Linked DNA regions of Homo sapiens: region 1 is linked to region 2. Evidence: read pairs that join two places in POLR2A ChIA-PET (ENCODE). Cell type or tissue: endothelial cell of umbilical vein. All regions are shown on one strand. Each heading gives the region's core, and the rest is flanking DNA. Links, peaks and the distances in the headings are about the cores only.

The links. ChIA-PET counts read pairs that join two places held together with the same protein. Peaks named below come from ENCODE experiments on the same cell type or tissue, not always from the same donor. Only the 100,000 strongest peaks of a DNase experiment are listed, where the experiment ranks them.
Region 1: POLR2A ChIA-PET joins it to region 2 with 11 read pairs; 5 of 35 experiments call an interaction of 5 or more read pairs at or near these places.

The regions. Positions count from the first base shown.
Region 1 is chr10:102,762,123-102,770,455 of GRCh38, reverse strand. All of the region lies in intron 1 of WBP1L (WW domain binding protein 1 like), which reads right to left. Among named protein-coding and RNA genes, the nearest start is that of WBP1L, 22 kb to the right of the region's middle. In endothelial cell of umbilical vein, for the core only: no CTCF peak of the experiment used is centred there; a DNase peak (open chromatin) is centred at 3,415.
Region 2 is chr10:102,900,981-102,909,313 of GRCh38, reverse strand. It overlaps AS3MT (arsenite methyltransferase), which reads right to left. Exons shown (of 11, transcript NM_020682.4): 11 at 7,415-8,333. BORCS7-ASMT (BORCS7-ASMT readthrough (NMD candidate)) reads right to left here. Exons shown (of 15, transcript NR_037644.1): 15 at 7,415-8,333. All of the region lies in intron 1 of LOC107984265 (a long non-coding RNA gene), which reads left to right. Among named protein-coding and RNA genes, the nearest start is that of CNNM2, 13 kb to the left of the region's middle. In endothelial cell of umbilical vein, for the core only: a CTCF peak has its summit at 7,720 (motif pointing right); a DNase peak (open chromatin) is centred at 7,713.

The sequences.
Region 1 (8,333 bases), core at 192-8,191, 140 kb after region 2:
AAAGAGAGTTTGTCAGAACAGGACAGTAACTGCCAGGCTTCTAGGGTAGGAGATAATCTCCAGGCGTAAGGCCATTTTATTTCCAGGAGCTTTGAGCAGAGGCTGCTGGGCAGACACAGAATGTCTAAGATAAGAGATCTTTCTTATCTTTCTCCGGTTTGGGCACGCACCCATTTAAATGCCTCAGAGTTCTAACTCAAGAAAGGAGAGAATGAATACTAACTCAAACCTCAAACCAACATGAGTGTCACAACAAAAGTTAAACTGAGACATCTTCATGTCATGGGTGTGAGGCTAGGCATTAACAAAAGAATCCTGAAGTAATAATTTTGGGGAATGCAAGGGGATAAATCCCAAACCCAGAACTCTGCCAGGCAGAAACACTATAGGTTGCTTAACTGCTAGAAACCAAGAACACTAGCTTTATCTATGTCCTGGGGCTGGACAAAGGCAGGCATGTAGCAGGCCTGCTGAGGCAAGAAAACACACACCTCTCCTGCTTCTGGGCAGGACAAGGCGTTTTACAAGTCACAGAGCTTATCTCTTCCACAAGGTATCTATAAAAACCCATGGTGCTTTCCTACTACTGAGTCTTTCAGGAAAGAGAGTTAGGTAAACGGTTCTTAACTGCAGTATGTAATCCTTTGCTAAACATCAAATCATGTATTTCAGAGAGGGAAGATTCCAACAGATGGTGACATCTCATATTTTACACAGTGACGTTAGGTAACTCGTTCAAGGACACACACCTAATAGGCAGTGCAGCCAGAATCTCAACCAGGTCTGTATGACTCCAAAATGGCTTGGACACATATGCAGATAGGATTTTGATATTAATCGTCACTTCCCCCTTACTTGTGACCTGATATTTACAGTTGCATCCAGTCCACCCAGGATGTGCTGTGGGGATAACAAAGATGTACTGTTGGATGAATCAGTCTTGCCCTGGAGGATTTATTTAGTTAGTTACACAGAAACAAACATACGCACTCTATGATAAACATGGTGAGGCGAGGGACAAACACAGTCACACAAGAGGAGCTCAAAGAAGAGATGCTGGATGATCCTCTCAGCTTCCAGTAAAAAAAAAAAAAAGAAAGAAAAAAGAAAACAAAGAAGGGATGCTGTTGAGGGACAGAATGGCCAAAGAAGGTTTTTGTTTTCAAAGAAAATTTTATCAAGAGCTGAACACAGTGGTTCCCCAACACTTCAGGAGGCTGATGTGGGATGATCACTTGAGGCCAGGATTTCAAGACCAGCCTGAGCAACATAGGGAGACCCTGTTTCTACAAAAATTAAGAAATTAGCCAGGCATGGCGGCGTACACCTTGTAGGTTCAGCTACTCAGTAGGCTGAGGCAGGAGGATCACTTGAGCCCAAGAAGTTGAGGTTGTAGTGAGCTGTGATTATACCACTGCACTCTAGCCTGGGTATCAGAGTGAGACCTTTTCTCTTGAAAAACAAACGAGGCCAAGCGCAATGGCTCAAGCCTGTAATCTCAGCACTTTGGGAGGCTGAGGCAGGTGGATCACGAGGTCAGGAGATCAAGACCATCCTGGCTAACACGGTGAAACCCCGTCTCTACTAAAAAATACAAAAAATTAGCCGGGCGTGGTGGCAGGCACCTGTAGTCCCAGCTACTTGGGAGGCTGAGGCAGGAGAATGGCATGAACCCGGGAGGTGGAGCTTTCAGTGAGCCGAGATCACACCACTGCACTCCAGCCTGGGGGACAGAGCGAGACTCTGTCTCAAAAAAAAAAAAAAACTGGCCGGGCGCGGTGGCTCACGCCTGTAATCCCAGCACTTTGGGAGGCCGAGGCGGGTGGATCATGAGGTCAGGAGATCGAGACCATCCTGGCTAACAAGGTGAAACCCCGTCTCTACTAAAAATACAAAAAAAAATTAGCCGGGCGCGGTGGCGGGCGCCTGTAGTCACAGCTACTGGGGAGGCTGAGGCAGGAGAATGGCGTTGAACCCGGGAAGCGGAGCTTGCAGTGAGCCGAGATTGCGCCACTGCAGTCCGCAGTCCAGCCTGGGCGACAGAGCGAGACTCCGTCTCAAAAAAAAAAAAAAAAAAAAAAAAACAAAAAACTAATGCCAGGCGCAATGGCTCAAGCACTTTAGGAAGCCAAGGTGGGTGGAACATCTGAGATCAGGAGTTCAAGACCAGCCTGGCAAACATGGCAAAACCAGCCTCTACTAAAAATATAAAAATTAGCCGGGCATGGTGGCACATGCCTGTAAACTCAGCTACTTGGGAGGCTGAGGCAGGAGAACGAATCGCTTGAACCCAGGAGGCGGAGGTTGCAGTGAGCCGAGATCATGCCAATGCATGTCAGCCTGGGCAACAGAGCAAGAATTCGTCTCAAAAAGCAAACAAACTAAAAAACCCCAAAGAGATGGATACTGAAATAATACGTAGGGTTTCAGTGGATAAAATGAGCACACTACGCAGAGCAGAGCATGAATAAAAGTATGGAAACAAGGACGCATGGGGCATACGTCCAAAGGCAGAAAAAGATGACGCAAAGATTAGTTGGGGGTAGAATGTCAAGGCCCTACACATGTACACATCTAATGAGTGAGTATCTTTGACCAGCACAGTTTTTCTTTCTGATGATTACAGTAGCAGCATGAATATCAAATATAGGAATTTCTATTTTAGTGGAGTATTTTAGGCCCTCATTTTGCTTGTTTGATATTTACTACTAAAATATGGTCAATCTTGGAGTTGATTTTGTTTTATTGCAGAGGTTGGGGGAGGTGGAAGGAAGATACAGATGAGAACTTTGGGGCTTTCCCAGTCATTGACCTCAACCTCACAGAATCCTGCTCTCGGTCTCCAAAGTGGGCCAGAAAGAGTCCTAGGTTCCTGACTCCACCCCATGTCATTGGTGCAGCCTCAGTCTTTTATTTTTTTTGAGAGACAGGGTCTCATTATGTTGCCCTGGCTGGGGTGCAGTGGCTACTTACAGGGGCCATCATAATACACTGCAGCCTCAAAATCCTGGGTTCAAGTGAGCCTCCCACCTCAGGCTCCTGAGTAACTGGGACTACAGGCATGTGCCACTGCACCCAGCTTTAAATGGAAAGAAATAAAAGTAGCAGAAGCTGAAACTGGTTTGCAACAGCTTCCTAAGGTTTCTGCCTCTTGCCTCCCCACCCCCCAAACAAGAAAATCATTTTGTTGTTGACAATCACTGCAGAAATATTTATTACTTTCGTAGGCTGCACAACAATTCGCTGCCATCTCCAGAATGTGCAGGGGTCTCTGAAACTCAACACTGTCAGTGGGCCTTCACCAATAGTTAATGGGCTCTCACTGGATCTGCAACTTGAGCTTCATCAAGTACAAAGTAGCCTTGTTTGTTTTCATATCAAAATGCTAGGTTCGTGTTTTTCCTACCCTGGAAACAGTTTAACCCCAACCATACTGGCAAGTAGCCAAGAATTACATGAAAATCAGCAGGCTGCAGCTCATAGCTATCTCCAGATACATTTCATGCCTCCTCACAATTGCTCTCCAAACCAAAGATCGGAATAAGAACAAAAGGAGGGATGTAGATCACACCAACTACATGAAACACACTCAGATGAAATTTGTTTTTTGCTTTTTTTTTTTTTGAGACAGAGTCTCGCTCTGTCGCTCAGGCTGGAGTGCAGAGGCGCAATCTCGGCTCACTGCAACCTCCGCCTCCTGAGTTCAAGCAATTCTCCTGCTCAGCCTCCCAAGTAGCTAGGACTACAGGCTCGTGCCACCATGCCCAGCTAATTTTTGTATTTTCAATAGAGACATGGTTTCACCATGTTGGCCAGGCCGGCTTTTTGTTTTTGAGACAGGATCTTGCTCTGTCACCCAAGCTGGACTGCAGTGGTGCGATCATGGCTCACTGTAGCCTCCAACCTCGCAGGCACAAGCAATCCTCCCACCTCAGCCTCCCAAGTAGCTGAGACTACAGGCGTTTACTACAATGCCCAACTTATTTTTTTTCCTTTTTTTTTTTTTTTTTTTTTGAGACAGAGTTTCGCTCTTGTTGCCCAGGCTGGAGTGCAATGGTGCGATCTCAGCTAACTGCAACCTCCGCCTCCCGGGTTCAAGAAATTCTCCTACCTCAGCTTCCTGAGTAGCTGAGATTACAGGCATGCGCACCATGCCCAGCTAATTTTTGTATTTTTAGTAGAGATGGGGTTTTTCCATGTTGGTCAGGCTGGTCTCAAACTCCCGACCTGAGGTGATCCGCCTGCCTCGGCCTCCCAAAGTGCTGGGATTACAGATGTGAGCCACTGCACCTGGCCCTGGCTAATTTTTTTTAATCTTTATAGAGGCAGGGTCTTCCTATGTTGCCAAGGCTGGTCTCGAACTCCTAGGTTCAAGTGATCCTCCTGCCTCGGCCAGATGTAATTTGGAAAGAGAACCATTAGGAAAATTAAGCTTCCAGGTCTCCACCAATCTGATTTCATCTTTCACTGTTATTTAAACTTTGGGTGAGATAAAGAGAGACATGGTCTATATTAAGTGGGAATGTGGGTACAATGGTGGCTGACCCAAGAAAAAGGCTAACAGCAAGGTCATTTTATGACAGACATCTCAACTCTCTCTGAGTCCTTAGAAGCAGTTCTGGGTGCTCTAAGCATTCTCACTGTCCAGAAAGCAATCATCTTGGTTGTGCTTTTATAGGAAAATCCACTCACTTCTTACATGCAACTCATAAACTCAACAAAGCCATTTCACACTTTATGTTTTAGATATTTCTTCTCAGCCCTACCTTCTCCTCTAAAGTAAGCAACTTAGGGGTAAGATGTGAAACGTTCACTTCCATATCCCTCACAGGACCAAGCACGATGCCTTGCACAAAGCAGGCCCTCAAGAAAAGATCGTCACATGAATGAAGAGATAAAGACGTGACTAAAGAGAGGATCCTGGCTGGGTGTGGTGGCACATGCCTGTAATGCCAGCACTTTGGGAGGCCAAGGAGGGTGGATCACTTGAGCCCAGGAGTTCGAGACCAGTCTGGCAACATGGCAAAACTCCATCTCCACAAAAAAAATACAAAAATTAGTCGGGCGTGATGGCACATGACTGTAGTCCTAGTTGCTGGGGAGGGTGAGGTAGGAGGATCAACTGAGTGTCCAGGGAGGTTGAGGCTGCAGTGAGCTGTGATCACACCACTGCACTCCAGCCTGTGCAAGATCCTGTCTGGAAAAAAAAAGGATCATAAAAATGAAGCTAAAATATAGCTGAATCCCTAAACATTAGTGCTGGTAACACCTGCCTGGTCATAGAAACCTGACAAACAGCTAAGAGGTCAGAAGAGCACCTGCATGTTCTCCAAGCTCATGAAGTCTGATGCGGCAAAGCCTCCGTGTGTCTCATTATCTGTACATCTCTCATTTCTCAGCTGAGGAATTTAAAGCACTTCAATCATCTCAAAAGCAAAATTCCCTTTCTCAAAGCAGAGCTGGGCCATGGTCTAACTCCCTAGCAATCGTTTTTGGATTTGGAGAAATAGAAGGAAGCTGCTCCTGGTTTTGTCTCTAGGTCATGAGATACCTCCATTAGCAACACCTGGAAGTTGTCTCTTTTGCATAAAGAATTGTGAAAGTTAATAAGGTCTGGCTGGAAGCACAGCTCATGGCACCGTGCCTTTCCTCATTTCCTGGATCTTACATAAATCAAATATTATGTCCTCTCTCCTTAGGCTATTTGGTAACCAAATCTACTCCAGGTCTAAGATTTCATGGTTAAAAACACCAGAAGAAAACATTAGGACAATTTATCCCTCCAATAAGTTGTAGAGGGTGGGGAAGCTCCTGGAACAAATATGTCCACACCCCAAGTAAAATGATGACTAAAGGTGGTGAAACCAGAGAGGGCATCATACCAGATGCAGGGGACGCTGAACCCTTTGTCATATAATGGCCGCCCACAGCCAGGCCTGAAACCCTGCACTTCCAGGCCACAGAGAGTGAGGTGACACAGGATGACAGCAGCAAGTAAACCTACTTCAAAAACACCTTCATCCAGAGTCTAAATCATGAGGAAAGCACTGGACCAAAGCAGAAGAAATGGTCAGACGTGCCTAAAGCTTAGGGGGAAAGTACCTCTGAGAAAGCATCCATGCCCCATCACAGCACAGCCATTGGCCCTCCCAGAAAAGCTAATGTTGTTGTTCTTATTTGAGAGACTCAAGAAACAAAGCTTTTCCAAGGCCTTGGACTGTGCTCAAAATTGCAGAAAAGGTGGACCTCACCAGTGAGAGGCACCATAAGTCATCATCCTTCTTCTTGCAGAGAACTCAGGGTTTTAAGGAAGCTCAGCAAACTTCAAGAAAATACAGAGAAGGCCGGGCGTGGTGGCTCACACCTGTAATCTCAGCATTTTGGGAGGCCGAGGCAGGCGGATCACCTGAGGTCAGGAGTTTGAGACCGACCTCGCCAACATGGTGAAACCATGTCTTTACCAAAAATACGAAAATTAGCCGGGCGTGGTGGCGCACACCTATAGTCCCAGCTACTTGGGAGGCTGAGGCATGAGAATTGCTGGAATCTGGGAGGCAGAGGTTGCAGTGAGTCGAGATCGCGCCACTGCACTCCAGCCTGGATGACAGAGCGAGACTCTGTCTCAAAAAAACAGAAAGAAAATTCAACAAAATCAGAATTCAAGGTTGATAAACAACTTACCCATCCATTTTAGCTGCTCCTTCTATCAGCTGGAATACAGCTGGTAACAGGATATTGCTATCCCTGCTTCCCAGATGAATATACTGGAGGTCTGAAAATGTAAAGTGACCTTGGATTGGACTAAGGGTTTCTGGCTGAAGGGACAGAGGTCTTCCCATGGGACTCCAGTGAAGAATGCCCAGGGGGAGACTTTCCTTTAAACTAAATTGTTCCAGGTCTCTTGCATTCCAGACCTGGCCATGCTAGCACCTAGTCTCATTACTCTGGGCGAATGACTTAATCTCTCTGAGCCTTCCTTACTTCTATCAGCAGTGCACAGAGACCCCTCCCAGGCCAGCCATTTCTGTGATAAGAGGCCCATGTAATCAAAGTCTACCATCTCGTTTGTGGAGTCACAATGTATAAGCTTACGGTTAAGCCTCGGAACAGTCACACAGTTGAGTCTGCTCAACCCCAAATCTCCTATATTTTGAGCAGCACAGACTCTCTAACTGAACATCTGTTCACAGTATCGTTATCTCTCCAGTGTCTTTCAGTCTCCAAATTCTTTTTTTTTTTTTTTTTTTTGAGACAAAAGTTTCACTCTGTCACCCAGGCTGGAGTGCAATGGTGCGATGATCTCAGCTCACTGCAGCCTCTGCCTCCCAGTCTCAAGTGATCCTCCCACCTCAGCTTCCGAAGTAGCTGGGACAACAGGCATGAGCCACACCACCCAGCTAATTTTTGTATTTTTGTAGAGACAGGGTTTGACCATCTTGCCCAGGCTGGTCTCAAACTCCTGGGCTCAAGTGATCCTTCCACCTTGGCCACCCAAAGCACTGGGATTACAAGCGTGAGCCACTGCACCCAGCCTCAGTCTCTAAATTCTATGTTCCATTTCTCCCTCAGCAGCCTTGCTCACCTGCCCTGAAACCCCCAGTACTGTACCGGAAGGGTAGGCATAGTCAGCCAAACACAGGATAGGGACCAACAGCTTGCATCCCCGAAGAGCTGGAAGAGGAGAAGATATGCTGGCAGGGTCTCTTCATTTTTCCACGTTTCTCTGAACATTTATGCAATCTCAGATAAGAGTAGGATTTTCCCCAAAATTCTCTCTTCACTAAAAATTGAGGGCAAACGTCGTAAGTTAATCTTTCACTTTATCCACTAAGCAAAGGTTGGAAATGGATGTGTGTGTCAAAGAAAATGAAAGACCAAGTTTTGCAGGGTGGAAGAAAGGTTATGGTTAAAACGCCACTACTAGACCTGTTCAAGTAAGACTGAGAATGCTGGGATTGGAAGAGCACTTTTGATTCTCATGGGATTAAGGGTACTGTTGGGAGTAACATTTTTTCAAGTAGAGGAACTTCCTGAGGGCTAATTACTTAAGAAAACTGAAGAACTGTCATAATTAGCTGAATTTTGTAGTAATATTTTTATTCTTAGATCTTATTTAAATTCTCAAGTGCAAGATCCTATCCTACAACATTAAGGGATTATTGTCAAGTTTTCTGGGTATGCTATGGGATGACTAATGTTGAGGAACATTGTTATCTTTCAGAGATTCATTTTTTATTTATTTTTACTTCTTCATTTTTTGAGACAGGGTCACCCAGGCTGGAGTGGTGCGACCACTAAAAGATGGCCAGCTGTAGCGGCTCCTGTCTGTAATC
Region 2 (8,333 bases), core at 242-8,241:
GCAAAAGAGCAAGACTCCGTCAAAAAAAATAAAAATAAAATAAGAAAGAACAAGGCATTCTACTGGAGAGAAAAGTATGAGGTGAGGTTGGAAAGGGAACAGCATTTTTGGAACACCACATGGTTGAATGTGGTTCAATAGCCAATGAAGAGGAACAGCAGAAATAGTGTTGGAAACTTGGTTGGATGTCAGTTTGTGGTGCGTTGAATGCCAAGTTTAGGACTTTAGATTTCATTCTGTAGGTATCCAGGAGTTATAGTAAAAAGTTTCAAGTAGAAAGGCTGTATTACAGGAAGATTAACCTGACAGGTAGCACTGCAATGATGTTGAGGTCCTGCCGATCTAGGAATTTAGGAAACTCCTGCCACTCAAAGTAGAAAAAACCTAAACTGTTTACAATGCACTTTCTCATATATTATCTTGGACTGACCTTCACAATTAGAACTAAGAGCTATGCCACTTCTCCAGCCATATGCAGGACAAAGAACCAAAGCTAACTATCTCATGTCACAGGAGCCAGAAGAAAACCAAGGTGGGGCATCACAGCCTCTGTTCAGGAAGTCCACACCTGGATTGGCAATACTACTGCTGTGGTCTCTGTAGTAATCTTGAATCTTAAAGCAAATGCAAGGTTTCCCAGGTTGGCCTGGACTCCTGATCATAGGCCAGACTTCCTGATACTAATTTTTTTAACTTAAAAACATTTTTGACATATAATAAATACATAAAAGTGCATAAAACATAAATGTACAGTATAATAGCTGAACACATAACATATCATCTAAAACAGAACCCCTTTGAAAATGAAAAAAGGCTACTATTAATATTTAACCTGGCTGGGCATGGTGGCTCACGCCTGTAATCCCAGCACTTTGGGAGGCCAAGGCAGGTGGATTACCTGAGGTCAGGAGTTCGAGACCAGTCTGGCCAATATGGCGAAACCATGTCTCTACTAAAAATATAAAAATTAGTTGGGTGTGGTGGTGGGCGCCTGTAATCTCAGCTACTTGGGAGGCAGAGGCAGGAGAATAGCTGGAATCCGGGAGGCAGAGGTTGCAGTGAGCTGAGATCACGCCGCTGCAGTCCAGCCTCAGTGACAGAGCAAGACTCCGTGTCAAAAAAAAAAAAAAATTTAACCTGGTTTGAGGCTTAAACTGGGACAGCCCCAGGCAGACTATGTTCACTTGATAATTATCATGGTAAAGGTGACCACCCCCTAGTCAAGAAAACCCCTATATATCCCTTCTAGACCACTAGACTACACACCTCTCCCTCTAATCCAGATGTATCTACTATCCTTACTTTTTTTTTTTTTTTTTTTTTGAGACAGATTCCTGCTCTGTTGCCTAGGCTGGAGGGCAGTGGTGCAATCTTGACTCACTGCAACCTCCACCTCCCGGGTTCAAGCAATTCTCCCACCTCAGCCTCCTGAGTAACTGGAATTACAGGTGCACACCACCACGCCCAGCTAATTTTTGTATTTTTAGTAGAGATGGGGTTTCGCCATGTTAGACAGGCTAGTCTCAAACTCCTAATCTCAAGTGATCTGCCTGCCTCAGTCTCCCAAAGTTCTGGGATTACAGGTGTGAGCCACCACACCCCTGGCCACTATCCTTACTTTTATAGTAATCATTTCCCTTTTTAGTTGCTATATTCTTAAATTTGGGAAAATTCCCTAAAGGAAAACAAGGACAAACCATTTAATACAATGGTATAAGAGTCAGAACAAGTTCTGGCCTTTGTTCTAACATTTATTAGAATGTGATCCCGGCCAGGCACGGTGGCTCATGCCTGTAATCCCCACACTTTGGGAGGCCGAGGCAGGTGGATCGCTTGAGCCCAAGAGTTCTAGACCAGCCTGCGCACCACAGGAAGACCCTATCTCCACAAAAAATACAAAAATTAGCTCTGTGATGGTGGCGCATGCTTGTAGTCCCTGCTACTCGGAAGGCTGAGATGGGAGGATCACTTGAGCCCAAGAGGCAGAGGTTGCAGTAAGCCCAGATCGCCCCACTGCACTCCAGCCTCGGTGACAGAACAAGACCCTGTCTCAAAAACAAACAAAAAAAGTGATCCCATCATTTAAACCATTTGAATATACTCAGCCTCAGTTTTCTGTAAAATTAGAAAAATCAGCATTGTGAGGGAGGCATAAGGGAGTTTAGTAAAGAAACAACGTGGGGTATTTGTCTGGTTTTTATCTCACACAAACCAATGAATCTTCCTCATAACCATGAGAAATCACCATCTTTAAAGGGTTGCACTGGCTTCATGGGCTCCTGCTACATTATTTAAAAGCAAAAATAAAAATACCTCCTTCATAGCATTTCCTTAGTTAGATCCAGTTGAAAGGAATAATAAGGTTAATTTTAAAAAGAAAATAAGGACAGTTAATAAAAGATTAACTACAAAGCCTAGAAGCCACACGAATCATTCTGCACTTGCTGTGCAAACCTCTCCTCCCTGGCAACTTGACATTTGCTTTCCAGCGTAGGCTTATTTAATATTCACAAAGAAAGTTATGTGATGGGAGCTTGTTAACTCTGAGAACAGAGAGTAAACTGTCCAGGCCACTTCACCTGACACAATTAGGCTCTGAGTTGTAGGTCACATTACCATAAGCAGCTCTAGCACTCTCTGGTGTCCTCCTGCGAGCGTCCCTGCAAAGCTCCATGTGCCCTTCTTGGCTACTGCTTGTAATGAATTAAATATATGTTAGTGTCATAGATTAGGTCACTGACTTCCATCATCTGAGGTATGATAGAAAAAAACCTCACTTGTAACATTGATGAAACTGTACTAATTCTAATACTTAAAAAAGGGTCACAAACTCAAAGGCCTACAGGGGTGAGTGAAGTTGACTTGAGGTGGGGATGGTGGCACACTGTCTAAAGTGACATGCCCTGTCTGAAGGGGAACCCATTACTCAGCCATGGCCATCACAACTATGCAGAAATGTAGGGCTGCTGTTGCCAGCATTTTCAATTTTTCAAGAAGCCCCAAATTCATTCATATATATATATATATATATATATATTTTTTTTTTTTTTTTTTTTTTTTTTTTTTTGAGACGGAGTCTTGCTCTGTCACCCAGGCTGGAGTGCAGTGGTGTGATCTCAGGTCACTGCAACCTCTGCCTCCTGGGTTCAAGCGATTCTCCTGCCTCAGCCTCCCGAGTAGCTGAGACTCCAGGCATGCACCACCACGCCTGGCTAATTTTTGTATCTTTAGTAGAGACGGGTTTCACCATGTTGGCCAGGCTAGTTTCGAACTCCTGATCCGCCCACCTCGGCTTCCCAAAGTGTTGGGATTACAGGCATGAGCCACTGCGCCCAGCCCAAATTCATATTTTATACAGAATTTTCTGATTTATAAATGTGGGCAACTGATTGTAAAAAATTGGAAAAAACACTGTGACCTCCACAGAATCTGGACCCATAAATCTGTTTTTACATATGGAAGAGAACTTGAGAGTCTTCCAAGTTCAATGCCTTCACTTGACAGATGGAGAAAGTGAATCCCAAAGTGGACAAATGATGTTCCTATGGCCAAATAACTAGTTCAGCGGCAGAGCCGGATCTAAAAGAATACTTGCTTCCTGTCTCCTGCATCACTTTTCACTCCACCAATGAGAAAAAGGTTAGTGGCTTTAGGCCTAGTTTAAAAGTTAGAGATGAGCTCACTGGCATGTGCCTGCAGTCCCAGCTACCTGGGAGGCTGAGATGGGAGGATCACTTGAGCCCAGAAGTTCAAGTCTGGCCCAGACAAGATAGCAAGACCTCATTTCTAAAAAAAAAAAAAGTTATCAGACCCAAGTCTGGATTACAGTGTGCCTAGAACATCATTGACTGGCCAGTCTACATTTTTACTCTCTCTGGCTTATGAGGCATCATGCTACTATATGAGGCAATGAAGTAGTATTAAGCCAGAATATTTTGGTTCTAAATTGATCTCCCCCCTCACCTGGAGCATTGCACTGCAGCATGGCCCTGCCACATGGAAGGTGGGGCCACCATGTTCCCACTGCGGAAAGGAATTGTTACAATTGTGAGTCCAACACAACCAAGGCTCACTCAGCAGGAGGAAATTAAGTACAAAACTTACATTCGCATAACACTCCTATTAACCTCAGTGGGAGTTGTGCTTTCAGGAATTGCAGGGTCAGCAGTTGAACAGAAACTGGAATGAAGCAGTAAAGCTCATCATAGGTTGTTGTTAGGATTGTATAATTTCAGCTTCATATTTGCAAAAGAATTTTTTTTTTTTTTTGGGAGACAAGGTCTTGCTCTGTCACCCAGGTTGGAGTGCAGTAGCATGATCATAGCTTACTGTAACCTCAAAAAGAGTTCATTTTTACTCTAGTGAGATCTCCCTCTACTGACTCTCAGGGCAGGGCCTACAGAAGAACCTTTGTTTGGACCCAAATTGTGGTGTGTGGTTGAAGAAAATTGGCAAATCACAGAAGTCAGGACAGGTACCAACAAAGTTTAGAAAATACACTCAGCAGTTTTTGTCCTCTTGGCCCATGGGGTTCATAATATTCCATTTTAGCAACCAGTGCCTAGGACAGTGCCTGGTACACAGGAGATAATACTATTTAGTGAATGAATGAAAGAAAGGATAGACAGTTCCCATACCTTGCCAGACTCATTTAATACAATTCCCATCTTAACATGGCAGAATGAGTGACTACCTCAGCTGCTTCCCTGGAGCCATCCAAGTAAAGGCCAAGAATAAATAGGAGGAGCAGGCTCTGGGGCTGTCTTGGCACAAAGCCATGCCCTTTTCAGCTATGCATGGCTGGATGTGGGGGTGGGGGCCTGTTGAGGCTACTGCTGGGCCTCCCTGAGTTGGTAAGCTGAAAAGTTTCTGCAGCCTTCCATGATTCTTTTTTTTTTTTTTTAATTTTTTTTTTTTAGGCTGGGCACAGTGGCTCACACCTGTAATCCCAGAACTTTGGGAGGCCAAGGCAGGTGGATCATGAGGTCAGGAGTTTGAGACCACCCTGGCTAACATGGTGAAACCTCGTCTCTACTAAAAATACAAAAATTAGCCAGGTGTGGTGGTGTGTGCCTGTAATCTCAGCTACTCGGGAGGCTGAGGCAGGAGAATCACTTGAACCTGGGAGGCGGAGGTTGCAGTGAGCCAAGATCATGCCACTGCACTCCAGCCTGAGCGACAGAGCAAGACTCCGTCTTGAAAAAAAATAAAAATAAAAAAATATAAAATTTTTATTTTTTAGAGATGGGGTCTTGCTAAGTTGCCCAGCCCAATCCCATTACTCAACATCTTTTTGGGGAACTGAGAGTTCAGAAGGACAAGTAAAAAGCTAATACCCTCTCCTTGTAAATGCCAAAAAGCCCAATAAACCAAATAAACAAAACACCCCCCCCCTTTTTTTTTTCTGAGACAGAGTCTCGCTCTGCCACCCAAGTTGGAGTGCAGTGGTGTGATCTCGGCTCACTGCAACCTCCACTTCCCAGGCTCACTGCAACCTCCACTTCCCAGGCTCAGCCGAGTCTTGTGCCTCAGCCACCTGAGTAGCTGAGATTATAGGCCTTGGCCACCATGCCTGTCTAATTTTTGTATTTTTAGTAGAGACAGAGTTTTGCCATGTTGGCCAGGCTGGTCTTGAACTCCTGGCCTCAAGTGATCCACTCGCCTCAGCCTCCCAAAGTACTGGGATTACAGGCATGAGCCACCACACCCAGCCAACAGAACACCCTTCAATCAATTCCCCCCAAGCAGGGCCATCTTGTGCTCATGAAGAGCAAAGTATGCTTATTCCAGCTGTACCATTGTAGCTAATGCTGTAATGTACCATTTTCACATTAAAGTAGGTTACGACTAGATAGATACGGCACCCTAGAACCAAGCAAGCATGTTTAAAATTAAGGTCATGGAGGTGAATAGGGCTTAAAAAAATACTACCTAGTTCTTTCCTCTGTCTGTAATAGTAAGTTAGGCTCTATAGCTGAACCTACTCAAAAATTTGAGAATTTCTCCATATTAAACAGCTTTCTTAAAACAGAAGTCTATCCTACGGAATCCATTCCAATGTTTTACATGCCTTAAAATTCTCAAACCCCTAGTCCGAAATCCCCTGGACCATGCCATGCCCCTGGTTGTTTTTGTACTGAGCCCAGGGCAACTGGTTGACATCTTATCAAAACCCTTGATTGGTTGAAGGCTATTTATTTATTTATTTGTATTTATTGTTTTTGAGACGGAGTCTCGCCCTATTACCCAGCCTGGAGTGCAGTGGCGCAATCTCGGGTCACTGGAACCTCCATCCCCTGGGTTCAAGCAATTCTCGTGCCTCAGCCTCGAGTAGCTGGGATTGCAGGCGTGCACCACCACACCCAGCTAATTTTTTGAATTTTTAGTAGCGATAGGGTTTCACCATGTTGTCCAGGCTGGTCTCGAACTCCTGAACTCAAGCAATACACCCACCTCGGCCACCCAAAGTGCTGGGATTACAGGTGTGAGCCACCGCGCCCAGCCTGAAGGCTGTTATTTAAAAACTGAATTATCCAGCTCCTGATGATAATGACCATCACTTATACCTTTCTGTGTCCTCCAATAAAGTCTTCAAGTACAGCTGGAATTCAAATTATTTACCATCCTTGAACCTTTCTTTAATGTTCTTAATATTCTTCTTTAACTATGGAAAAACTGAATCTATCATTTTGCTAAAAGTTTAACCAGGACACCTTATAAAGAAAAAGAAAACCTACCATTTTTACATCTCTTTCCTCCCTCCCCTCCCTTCCTCTCTCCTTCCCTTCCTCTCTCTCTCTCTTTCTTTCTTTGACAGGGTCTCACTCTGTCACTCAGGCTGGAGTGCAGTGGTGCGATCTTGGCTCACTACAACCTCCACCTCCCAGATTCAAGCAATTCTTGTGCCTCAACCTCTCGAGTAGCTGGGATTACATGCACATGCCACCACACCCGGCTGAGTTTTGAATTTTTAGTAGAGATGGGGGTCTCACCATGTTGGTCAGGCTGGTCTCGAACTCCTGACCTCAAGTGATCCACCCACCTTGACCTCCCAAGGTGCTGGGATTACAGGCGTGAGCCATCGCACCCAGCCTATTTATTTATTGTTTTTTAGAGACAGGGTCTTGCTCTGTCACCCAGCTGGAGTGCAGTGGTGCAATCATAGCTCACTGCAGCCTGGAACTCCTGGGCTCAAGCGATCCTCTTGCCTCAGCCTCTCCAGTAGCTGGGACTACAGGTACATACCACCATGCCTGGTCATTTTTACATCTTTTAGCTCTCTTTTTAAAAAACGATCGAACTCTATTCCTGACCCAGTTAGGATAATTTACAATAAATAATCACTATGTCATCAGTCATTAGGGTGAGATACTTATGATTCATTTGTTTTCTTGAGATACTTGATTCAAAGATGTTTATGATTAATTTGTTTTCTTTATTGCAAAAAAAAAGAAAAAAGAAAAAAACATTTGTTCAAAAGCTACCTCAAAAGTCCTCCTACCAAACATGATTTGGCAATCTTTTTGCATGATTAGTATGATGGCAGTAGGAGCTTTGTTTAATAAGCAAACATGATGAAAATTCCAAAAGGTGCTATGCAAAAGATCAGAAGGAAGATGTTTTTCCTGAGACCCTCTGCCAACTGTTACTTCTTCTGATGCCTTTCCTGCTTCTTGAACAAGGCTTAAGACAGCTTCTCTGTTCCATTTCTGACCACTATGTGGCACCAGAACTTTGAAGTAGGAAATAGAAAAAAAATCTGCTTAACTAGTGATTTGCTGTGAATCTTTAATCAATGCCTCTTAAAAATAATTCATTTATGGCCGGGCGCAGTGGCTCATGCTTGTAATCCCAGCACTTTGGGAGGCCGAGGCGGGCGGATCACGAGGTCAGGAGATCAAGACCATCCTGGCTAACATGGTGAAACCCCGTCTCTACTAAAAATACAAAAAATTAGCTGGGCATGGTGGTAGGTGCCTGTAGTCCCAGCTACTTGGGAGTCTGAGGCAGGAGAATGGCGTGAACCCAGGAGGTGGAGCTTGCAGTGAGTTGAGATGGGGCCACTGCACTTCAGCCTGGGCAACAGACCGAGACTCCATCTCAAAAAAATAAATAAATAAATAAAAATAATTCATTTATTTTTTTCAGTGATTTGGAATATGGTGGCTCTCTGCCATTTGTTGTTTTCTTTTTCTTTCTTTCTTTTTTTTTTTTTTTTTTTGCTTTTGAGACAGAGTCTTGCTCTGTTGCCCAGGCTGGAGTACAGTGGCGTGATGCTTACTCACTGCAGCCTCTACTTCCTGGGTTCAAGCAATTCTCCTGCCTCAGCCTCC